3 separate regions of the Homo sapiens genome follow, and regions 1 and 2 are each linked to region 3. A link is a contact called in ENCODE Hi-C data. All regions are on one chromosome and are shown on one strand. The core of a region is the stretch at or near the end of the contact, and the rest is flanking DNA. Distances in the headings are between cores, read along the strand shown. Region 1 holds the start of ZNF528-AS1 (ZNF528 antisense RNA 1). Region 2 holds the start of ZNF480 (zinc finger protein 480). Region 3 holds the start of ZNF813 (zinc finger protein 813).

What was found. A loop is a pair of places that touch in the nucleus more often than their neighbours do. Pooled maps may share reads with other maps.
Region 1: a pooled map shows a loop between it and region 3 (12-fold over the local background). The contact joins the promoter of ZNF528-AS1 here to the promoter of ZNF813 in region 3. A Hi-C loop is called at or near these places in 6 of 50 pooled maps.
Region 2: a map of psoas muscle shows a loop between it and region 3 (8-fold over the local background). The contact joins the promoter of ZNF480 here to the promoter of ZNF813 in region 3. A Hi-C loop is called at or near these places in 3 of 168 maps with a recorded cell type or tissue (CD14-positive monocyte and psoas muscle) and 15 of 50 pooled maps.

The regions. Positions count from the first base shown.
Region 1 is chr19:52,396,451-52,399,442 of GRCh38, reverse strand. It overlaps ZNF528-AS1 (ZNF528 antisense RNA 1), which reads left to right and starts at 1,686. Exons shown (of 7, transcript NR_125345.1): 1 at 1,686-1,981; 2 at 2,176-2,248; 3 at 2,691-2,833; 4 at 2,944-2,992. ZNF528 (zinc finger protein 528) reads right to left here and starts at 1,594. Exons shown (of 7, transcript NM_032423.3): 1 at 1,539-1,594; 2 at 824-1,076. It also overlaps a transcript of ZNF880 not described here. RefSeq lists an enhancer at 1,083-2,282.
Region 2 is chr19:52,295,334-52,298,451 of GRCh38, reverse strand. It overlaps ZNF480 (zinc finger protein 480), which reads right to left and starts at 1,283. Exons shown (of 5, transcript NM_144684.4): 1 at 1,229-1,283. ZNF766 (zinc finger protein 766) reads right to left here. Exons shown (of 4, transcript NM_001010851.3): 4 at 2,406-3,118. RefSeq lists enhancers at 1,052-1,101, 1,172-1,221.
Region 3 is chr19:53,466,272-53,469,388 of GRCh38, reverse strand. It overlaps ZNF813 (zinc finger protein 813), which reads right to left and starts at 1,656. Exons shown (of 4, transcript NM_001004301.4): 1 at 1,600-1,656. RefSeq lists enhancers at 312-874, 875-1,436, 1,373-1,612 and a silencer at 1,683-1,812.

The DNA.
Region 1 (2,992 bases), core at 437-2,936, 1.1 Mb after region 3:
GAGATGGGTTTCACATGTTGGCCAGGCTGGTCTCAACTCCTGACCTCAAGTGATCCGCTCACCTCAGCTTCCCAAAGTACTGGGATTACACGTGTGAGCCACAGCTCCTAGCCTCATGTGTTCTAAACAAATTTTATATTATAGAAAAATTAATATGTCACAATTCAATCATAATTTCCAATCAACTCACCACTCATCTGTAACCAGGGTCCCCCTCTTTCCTCACTACTGTTTCCCTGCCTCATTCTGTACATATCTCTCATTCTCATCTTTTTTCCTAGCTCTTTTTTTCTCTATTTTCCCCTAGGATTCTGTTCATTTTGAGTCCCTCCTCTTCTCTTTGTCCCATTCTTCCCTCTATTCCTTCTCTCCCACCTGTTCTGATCCATTTTTACAACTTGTTTCACCTCTTATTCCTCTTTCTGCCCAATCTTTCATTGTCCCTAATCTCCATATATTTCTGCCTCTTTCCTCCCACATCTCAGCTCCCCTTGGGGTCTCCCTGTTAAATTCCATCTTCGATATTACACACCCCTGTCCCCACTCTCTGGCACCCTTAGATCCCAGGCCTCCCCCTGCTGTGGTTCTCCCTGTTCTCCTTGTGACCAGCTGCCCCCTCTGGCTGTCCCAGCACCACGCTGCTCTGTCTGACCTGGCTCCAAATCCCTCCTCCTCTCCCCCCTCTGTCTGAGAAGCCTTCCCTATCTTGTTGAATTTCGTCTTTCTACAGACCCAGGTTTGTCTATATTTTTACAGTTACTTTTCTCCCCTGCTATTTTCTCGGCACCTTCTTTCACTGTGCCTCTGCAAACCCCTCACTCACCTTCTACTTTGCCTTCTGTTAATGGGTCTCTCATTCTTCATTTCTCTTTCAAAATTTCTCTATTTCCTCTGCCTCGTTCCCATCTCTTTTTCTCCACACATTCACAGGGAGGGGATTGGAATAAGATGCCCACTTCCGGAAGAGCTCATTTTCTGTGGGCTGGAAACTGGCTCGAGAGAACACTGGATGTCAGGAGACTGAAGTCACCCCCCACACTCGGGGTCAGGAGAACCGGTGGCTGGAAAAGGGAGGCCTGGGGAACAGAGGGTCCAGATTAAGGAGCAAAAAGGCAGGAGTGGGTCAGGAGAGGGGTGGAGTCTGCAGAAACCAGGTCTGGGCAGAGGACGAGGCCTCTCGTGCCCTGTTGGGGCGCTGAGCTCTAGGGGCAAAGAAGGGCGAGGCTAGGGGAACGGAGAGTGAGGATTTTACGTGGTGCGGGGCGTGTGTAGGGGTTACTAAAGGATTTGAAGCAGGTAAACCCCACGATAGGAGGTGTCTACGTGGGTAAATGACAAAAAGACCGGGCACACGACCAGCCTCCAAGCGATTTTAACACGCAGAAAGCGACTCCCAGACTCTCAAAGGATGTCTGAATTTACTCGGGGTGGAGGGAGCGGTGCCGGGATTTCAAGGTCTGCATGCCCCTCAGCTCCCGGGTATAGAAGCAGAGAAGAACTGGCTAGCCTAGACTTAACATAGACAAAGGGAAACTCACGCACTGCTGCGAAAACAGTTTCTCCCTGCAATCGGCTTCCGGGTCTACCGGAAACTGCGCTCTAGGCGTTCGCCCCCCGCGGTCCGCTTCCGGGTTTGCACGAAATTGCGCGCGCATCCTAGAGGCCGGACTGGCTGGGACCAGGGCGGGCCGGGACAAAGCCTGGGCCGGGCCTGCGCTTCCGTTCGCTTGACTGGCTGCGCTTGTTTTCAGGGTTTTGGTCTGAAAACGGATCTTACCTGCGCAGAGCAAAATCGGTTGTAGATTATATCCACGAAAATTCCTTCTATTAAAATGAATTTCAAGTCCCACCTACCCTGGAAGCAGAAAGAGAGAGAAGAGAGAGAGTAAAGAGAAAGAGAAAAGAAAGAGAAGTTGAAAAAGAGAAAGAAAACCAAGAAAGAAAGAGAAAAAAACCGAAAATAAATGGACAAGAAAGAAAAGTAAGGAGGGAAGGGAAGGGAGGAAGGGAAGGGAAGCTTTAGGAATTGAATTAACACACTTTGGAATTGTCTGTGAAGGGGATGATGCAAGCTAAAATGTGAAATGCAAAACCCTGCCAGGGTAGAATGTTCTATTTCATGCCAGTGCCCATAGAAGATAAATACTTTTCATTTATCTTCCCCATTCACTCTAGACGGTGAAGGTCAACCCTGTGCTCAATTCCAGAGACTTTCCTAGGGACATCGTGTTGGGCATGGAGGACTAAGGCCAGTGTGAAGATAAGTCACCGATTCTTTAAAAAAAAAAAGCCAGTAACTTATAAAAATAGCCATAAACGACGTAGTTTTTTGTTGTTGTTGTTGTTTTGAGACAGCGTCTCCCTCTGTCCCCCAGGCGGGAGTACAGTGGCAGGCACTCAGCTCACTGTAACCTCCGCCTCCTGGGTTCAAGTGATTCTCTTGCCCCAGCCTCCAGAGTAGCCACCACGCCCGGTCCAACTTAGTTTTTTAATACTTTTTAAAATTTTAAGACAGGGTCTCTGCCACCGAGGCTGAAATGCAGTGGCGCAATCATAGCTCACTGCAACCTTGACTTCCTGGGGTCCTGGGCAGGTGACCCCCTGTCTCAGCCTGCCGAGTAGCTGTGAGTAAAGGCCTGTGCCTCTCCACTGTGCTAATTTTCTACTGTTTGTTGCTTTGTTTTTAATAGAGATGTAGTCTGGTTTTGTTGCCCAGGCTGGTCTCCAGCTTCTAGCCTCAAGCAGTCTTCCCATCTGCTCCTACCAAAGTGCTCGGATTATAGGCATGAATCACCTTGCATGGGAGATAAGGACCCCCACATCAAGCCCTCAGGTTATTTTTGAAACACAAATACATAAGGCCCACAAGCAGGCCCATTGGCTGCAGACAGTGGGGTCACCTGAAGAACTTTTCTTTGATCTGAGTACCAACTTCTCACCTAGGTCACTGGGATCCTGGACTACGGCACTGCTCCAGGCAGGCCTGGTTATC
Region 2 (3,118 bases), core at 34-2,533, 1.2 Mb after region 3:
CATGTTGCCCACGCTGGTCTCAAACTCCTGACCTCACGTGATCCACCCACCTTGGCCTCCCAAAGTGCTGGGATTACAGGCGTGAGCCACTGTGCCCGGTCTTGCCTCTTCCCCTGACTCTACTCCCCCTCTGCTCTCTCTGTTAAATCCCTTCTTTTCTGTTACACCCCCTTGTCCCCACTCTCTGGCACCCTGAGATCCCAGGCCTCCACCTGCTGTGGTTCTCCCTCTGCTCTCGTTGTCACCAGCTGACTCCTCTTGCTGTCCCAGCACCACGCTGCTCTGTCTGCCCTGGCTCCAAATCCCTCCCCCTCTCCCCCACTCTCAAACTGAGGAACTTCCCACTTTGCTGCCCCTCTCACTATCTTGCTGTCCTTCATCTCTCCGGAGATGGAACTTTTCTCTGCATTTCTCCAGTTGCTTTTTTCCCCCTGCTACTTTCTCGGCTTCATTCGCTGTCTCTGCAAATCCTCCATCCACTCTCTACTTTGCCATCTGCTTACGGCTCTCCCTCAATCTTCTTTTCTCCTTCAAAATTTTTCTCTTTCTTCTCCCTCGCTCTCCGTCTCTCTTTCTGCACACATTCACATGGAAGGAATTGGGATCCGATGTCCACAAGCAGAACACCTTTTCAGTGGGGTGTTATTTGGCCCGCAAGAACACTGGATGTCAAGAGACAGAGTAAGTCACCTCCCCACACGCAGGGTTAGGAGAAGCGGTGTCTGGGAAGAGGAGGCCTGGGGAGTAGCGGGGCCCCGTATCAAGGAGGGTAAAGGTAGGGTCTGGATCAAGAGATGGGTGGCGTCTGCAGAATCCCAGCACTGGGCAGAAGACGCGGCTTCTCCTGGATTGAGATTGGAGCGCTGTGCTCCAGGGCCAACAAAGGCGAGGCTTGGGGGACCGCATAGACCGGAATCCGCCTAGCGGGGGAGGACTTTACGCTGTGCGGGGCGGATGTAAGCATCACTGAAGGACTTGAAACAGGAAAACTCCGCGACAGGAGGTGACTACATGGCCCTGTGGCAGAAGGACGGGGGACAGGACCCGCCGCCGAGCGATTTAAACACACAGGGAAGCGACCGCCTGACTCTCACGGAGACGCCTGAATTTGGTCGGGGTAGAGGGAGCGGTGCGAGGATTTCAAGGTCTGTGTGGCCCCTCAGATCCCGGGTACAGAAGCGCGGGGGAGTTGGGAAGCGCAGATTAATTTACACAAAGGGAAACTCACGCGCCGCGGCGTGACCTTCACTCCACGCGATCCGCTTCCGGGTTTGTGGGAAACTGCGCGCGCAGCGGAGGGGTCCGAGCGGGGCGGGGGCGGGGGCGGGGGCGGGGGCGGGGGCGGGGGCGGGGGCGGGGGCGGGGGCGGGGGCGGGGGCGGGGGCGGGGGCGGGGGCGGGGCGGAGTGGGGCTTGCGCTTCCCTCCGCCTCGCTTCCAGTGCCTCTGTTTTCCGGGTTTTGCCGGGGAGACCTGTCAAGGAGACTGGAGCAACTCAGCTGTCTCGGAACTGTACTCTTGCCGGGACTGAGCAAAGTCGGCTAATGATTAGATCCAGGAAAATTCCTGCTATTAAAGTTAATCTTAAGCCGACCGTGCGGTCGGGCACCTGTAGTCCCGGCTACCCCGAAGACTGAGGCGGGAGGATCGCTTGAGCCCAGGAGTTCGAGTTTACACTGAGTTATGACGGCCACTGCACTCCAGCTTGGGCGACAGAGACTCAGTCTCTCAAATAAATACATAAAAAACTAAATTTAGCAATTTAATTAAGCCCTGGGATTGTCTGTGAAAGCGACGCAAGTTAATACATGAACTGCAAAGCCCTGCCTGGGCAGAATGTGCAATTTCATGCTGACGGCCCACAAAGCAGAATAGAAATCCTCTCCTTTTCTATTCCCTGTTCTTTCGGGAGGGACAGAGGTAACCCTGTGCTCAGCTCCAGAGAGTTTTCTAGTGACAGCACCAGGGGCATGGAGGGCTAAGGCCAGTGAGAATTTAGGTCACCAATTGTTGGTTTTAAAAAAGCATTAACCGGGCGAGGTGGCTCACACCTGTAATCCCAGCACTTTGGGAGGTCAAGGCAGGTGGATCATTTGAGGTCAGGAGTTCGAGACCAGCCTGGCCAACACGGTAAAACCCCATCTCTACTAAAAATACAAAAATTAGCTGGGCATGGTGGCATACGCGTGTAATCCCAGCTACTCAGGAAGCTGAGGCAGGAGAATCGCTTGAACCTGGGAGGCGGAGGTTGCAGTGAGCTGAGATTGTGCCACTGCACTCCAGACCAGGCAACAGAACAAGACTCTGTCTCAAAAAAAAAAAAAAAAAGTCAAAAAATATGTTAATTTAACATTCTCAGGATTTTAAAACTACAAAATGCTGATGAAAGAAATCAAAGACACCCAGATAGAGACATATACAATATCAATTTATTGATAAACTCAACATAGAAAAAAATGTGAAATTACCCCAAATTGATACACAGGGTTAATATATTTACTATCAAGGCACTTCGTAGATACTGACAAGATTATCCAAACAATTATGTAGAAAAGCAAAAAACAAAACAAACCAACAGAAATCCCAAAAAACCTGGAATAGCTCAAACATCTGAAAAAAAAGATAGAGCAGCATGCTCCCGGGAGGTGAAGGTTGCAGTGAGCTGAGATCACTCCATTGCACTCCAGCTTAGGCAACAAGAGTGAAACTCCATCTCAAAAAAATAAATAATAAAATAAATAAATAAAATAAAGATAAAGGGTTGGAATCACTTCACGTTACTTCAAGTCCTCTAATATAGTGAAAGCATTTTTTCCTTTTTCATATTTACAATAAAACGTTTATACCTGCCATTGTCTTGTGCATACTCTTGTCAAAAAATATTGTCTCCAAACAACAGTCTCATTTTTGTGTCCCCTAAAATTTTCACTAGAGTGACATTCGGAAAAAATGTATTAAGCATAGCATCTGGCCGGGCATGGTGGCTCATGCCTGTAATCCCAACACTTTGGGAGGCCGAAGCGGGTGGATCACCTGAAGTCAGGAGTTCAAGACCATGCCTGGCCAACATGGTGAAACCCCATCTCTATTACAAATACAAAAATTAGCCAGGTGTGGTGA
Region 3 (3,117 bases), core at 407-2,906:
CCAGGGGAGCGCATTTTCAAGGGGCTGGAGCTGGGCAGGGAAGAACACCCCATGTCACAGGATATGGGGAAAAGAAAGAGAAATCAGACTGTTACTTTGTGGATGCAGAAAAGGAAGACATAAGAAACTTCATTTTGATCTGTACTAAGAAAAATTGTTTCTGCTTTGAGATGCTGTTAATCCGTAACTTTAGCCCCAACCCTGTGCTCACAGAAACATGTGCTGTATTGAATCAAGGTTTAATGGATTTAGGGCTGTGCAGGGTGTGCCTTGTTAACAATATGTTTGCAGGCAGTATGCTTGGTAAAAGTCATCGCCATTCTCCATTCTCAGTTAACCAGGGACACAATGCACTGCGGAAAGCCGCAGGGACCTCTGCCCTAGAAAGCCTGGGTATTGTCCAAGTTTCCCCCCACTGAGACAGCCTGAGATATGGCCTCGTGGGAAAGGAAAGACCTTACATCCCCCAGCCGGACACCCGTAAAGAGTCTGTGCTGAGGAGGAGTAGTGAAAGAGGAAGGCCTCTTTGCAGTTGAGATAAGAGGAAGACTTCTGTCTCCTGCTGGTCCCTGGGAATGGAATGTCTAGGTGTAAAGCTGACCATTTCCATTCGTTCTATTCTGAGATAGGAGAAAACCGCCCTGTGGCTGGAGGCGAGATATGCTGGCAGCAATACTGCTCTGTGACTCTTTGCTACACTGAGATGTTTGGGTGAAGAGAAACATAAATCTAGCCTACGTGCACATCTGGGCACAGTACCTTTCCTTGAACTTATTCATGATATAGATTCCTTTGCTCACATGTTTTCTTGCTGACCTCTCCCCACCTGTTGCCCTGCTACACTCCCCTCACTAGGACAGTAAAAATAATGATCAATAAATACTGAGGGAACTCAGAGGCTGGCACTGGTGCCGGTCCTCCGTATGCTGAGCGCCGGTCCCCTGGGCCCACTGTCCTTTCTCTATACTTTGTCTTTGTGTCTTATTTCTTTTCTCAGTCTCTCTTCCCACCTGACGAGAAATACCCACAGGTGTGGAAGGGCTGGCCTCCTTCAACAGGACAAGCCCCGGGCACCTCCCCAACGTGGGCTCAGGGGAAGCCGTGACTGCGGAGGGGAGACCTAGGAAGCAGCAGGGCCCGGCAGGAGGAGGGAGGTGGGGGGGGGGGGGCGCGAGGGCGCCTTAAGACAAGGGTGGGGTCTGCAGGATCCCGGGACCAGACAGAGGACGCGGCCTTCCCGGGACTGGGGCCGCGGTTCTGCGCTCCACCGGCCGAAGTGGGCGAGAATCCACCCCTTGGGTGAGGACTTCAAAAAGCGCGGGGTGGGAGGAGTCAGAGAAAGGTTTAGAGCAGGAAAAATGCGCGATAGAAAGTGTATACATTGCCCTATAGCAGAAAGACCCGGGACGGGACCAGCCTCAGGGCGACCTTAAACACAAAAGGAAGCGACCCCCGGACTCTCACGGGGTCGTCTCAATTTGCTCTGGGTGAAGGAAGACGGCTGAGAATTTCCAGGTTTGTGGGGACCCCACGCCCCAGGTACAGAAGCGCCAGGGACCTGGGAAGTGCAGACCTAATACAACACAGAGCCAAACTCACGCGCTGCCGTGGGACCGTCACTCCACGCGATCCGCTTCCGGGTTTTCGCGAATCTGCGCGCAGGACAGAAGCCAGGCCTGGGCGGGACCTGGGAGGTGGGCGGGGCCTGACGAAGCAGGGGCGGGGCGAGAGGCGGAGAGACTTTGCCCTTTGGAAGGCGCAGAGGGCGGGGCCGGGGTGGGACCTGTGAGTCCGTCACCCTCGCTCCAGCGCCTGTTTTAGGGTTTTGGAGTCGAGACCGGCCAGTAAGGTTGAGGCACTATTCAAAAGCCCTGGAATTGTCTGGAACGGGGATGCAAACTAGAATGTGAAATGCAAAGCCCTGCCTGGGCGGAAGGTACGATTTCATGCTGACGGCCCACAAAACAAAATAGAAATCCTCCCCCTTTCTATTCTCCATTCACTCAGGAGGGCAAGTCCACCCCGTGCTCAACTTCAGAGATTTCCCTAAAGCCACCGCCATGGATGCGGGACGGAGTGCTCAGGCCAGGGAGGAGTGAGGTGACCACCTGCTGGATGGGGCGCCGGGGTGGGAGGGATGCGCGCGCGGGGGCAGGAGCCTGAGGTCCCAGCTACTCAGGAAGCAGCGGCGGGAGGATCGCTGAGCCTGGGGGTCCAGGCCAGCCTGAGCGACAAAGTAACACCCCCTCCCGCAGCGCTTCCTTCCTCGTCTCTTTTTTTCCTTTTTTTTTTTTAATGTTTTAAAATACAATTTTGATTGTGTGAGATAGGGATCCAACAGTATTCTTTTCCATCTGGATATTCAGTTAGTTGTCTCAGCACGTTTGTGGAAGAGATTTATTACTTTATTTATTTACTTATTTCTTTTGAGACAGAGTATTTCTCTGTCGCCCAGGCTAGAGGGCAGTAACGGGATCTCGGTTCACTGCAGCCTCTTCCCTCTTGGGTTCAAGCGATTCCCCTGCCTCAGCCTCCGGAGTACCTGCCATTACATTCGCGTGCCACCATGCCTGGCTAATTTTTGTATTTTTGTAGACGGGTTTCACCATGTTGGCCAGGCTGGTCTCAAACTCTTGACTTCAAGTGATCCGCCTGCCTCGGCCTCCCAAAGTGCTGGCATTACAGGCGTGAGCCACTGCACCTGGCCCAACAAATACTTTTTACTTCACTTTCCAATTGTTGAGAAAACATAATTGAAAACAAACAAAAAGTCTTCCCCCCAATGAGAAATCATCTCCACGACGACAATAGAGAAAGAAATTAAAACCATTTCATTAATAAATAAGCCTTAGGCCAGATTATGATGCGAAATAGACAAACAGCTAAGAGGTTGAAAAGAGAGAAAGAAACTTCACTGTTCTATACAACCCATTAAGTACATGTTTTCAAGATAAACACTAATCAGTCCTCAGGGAAGAGGACTTGACAACACCCTTGGTCACACATAGTTCATCCTGGCTCTACTTGGTAATGGAGGTAACCATCTGTGTCAGCTAAGTAGCTTCATGCCGAGGAGGGGAAGAAACCCTAACCCATGTTTTTTTGACAAGTGTGAGT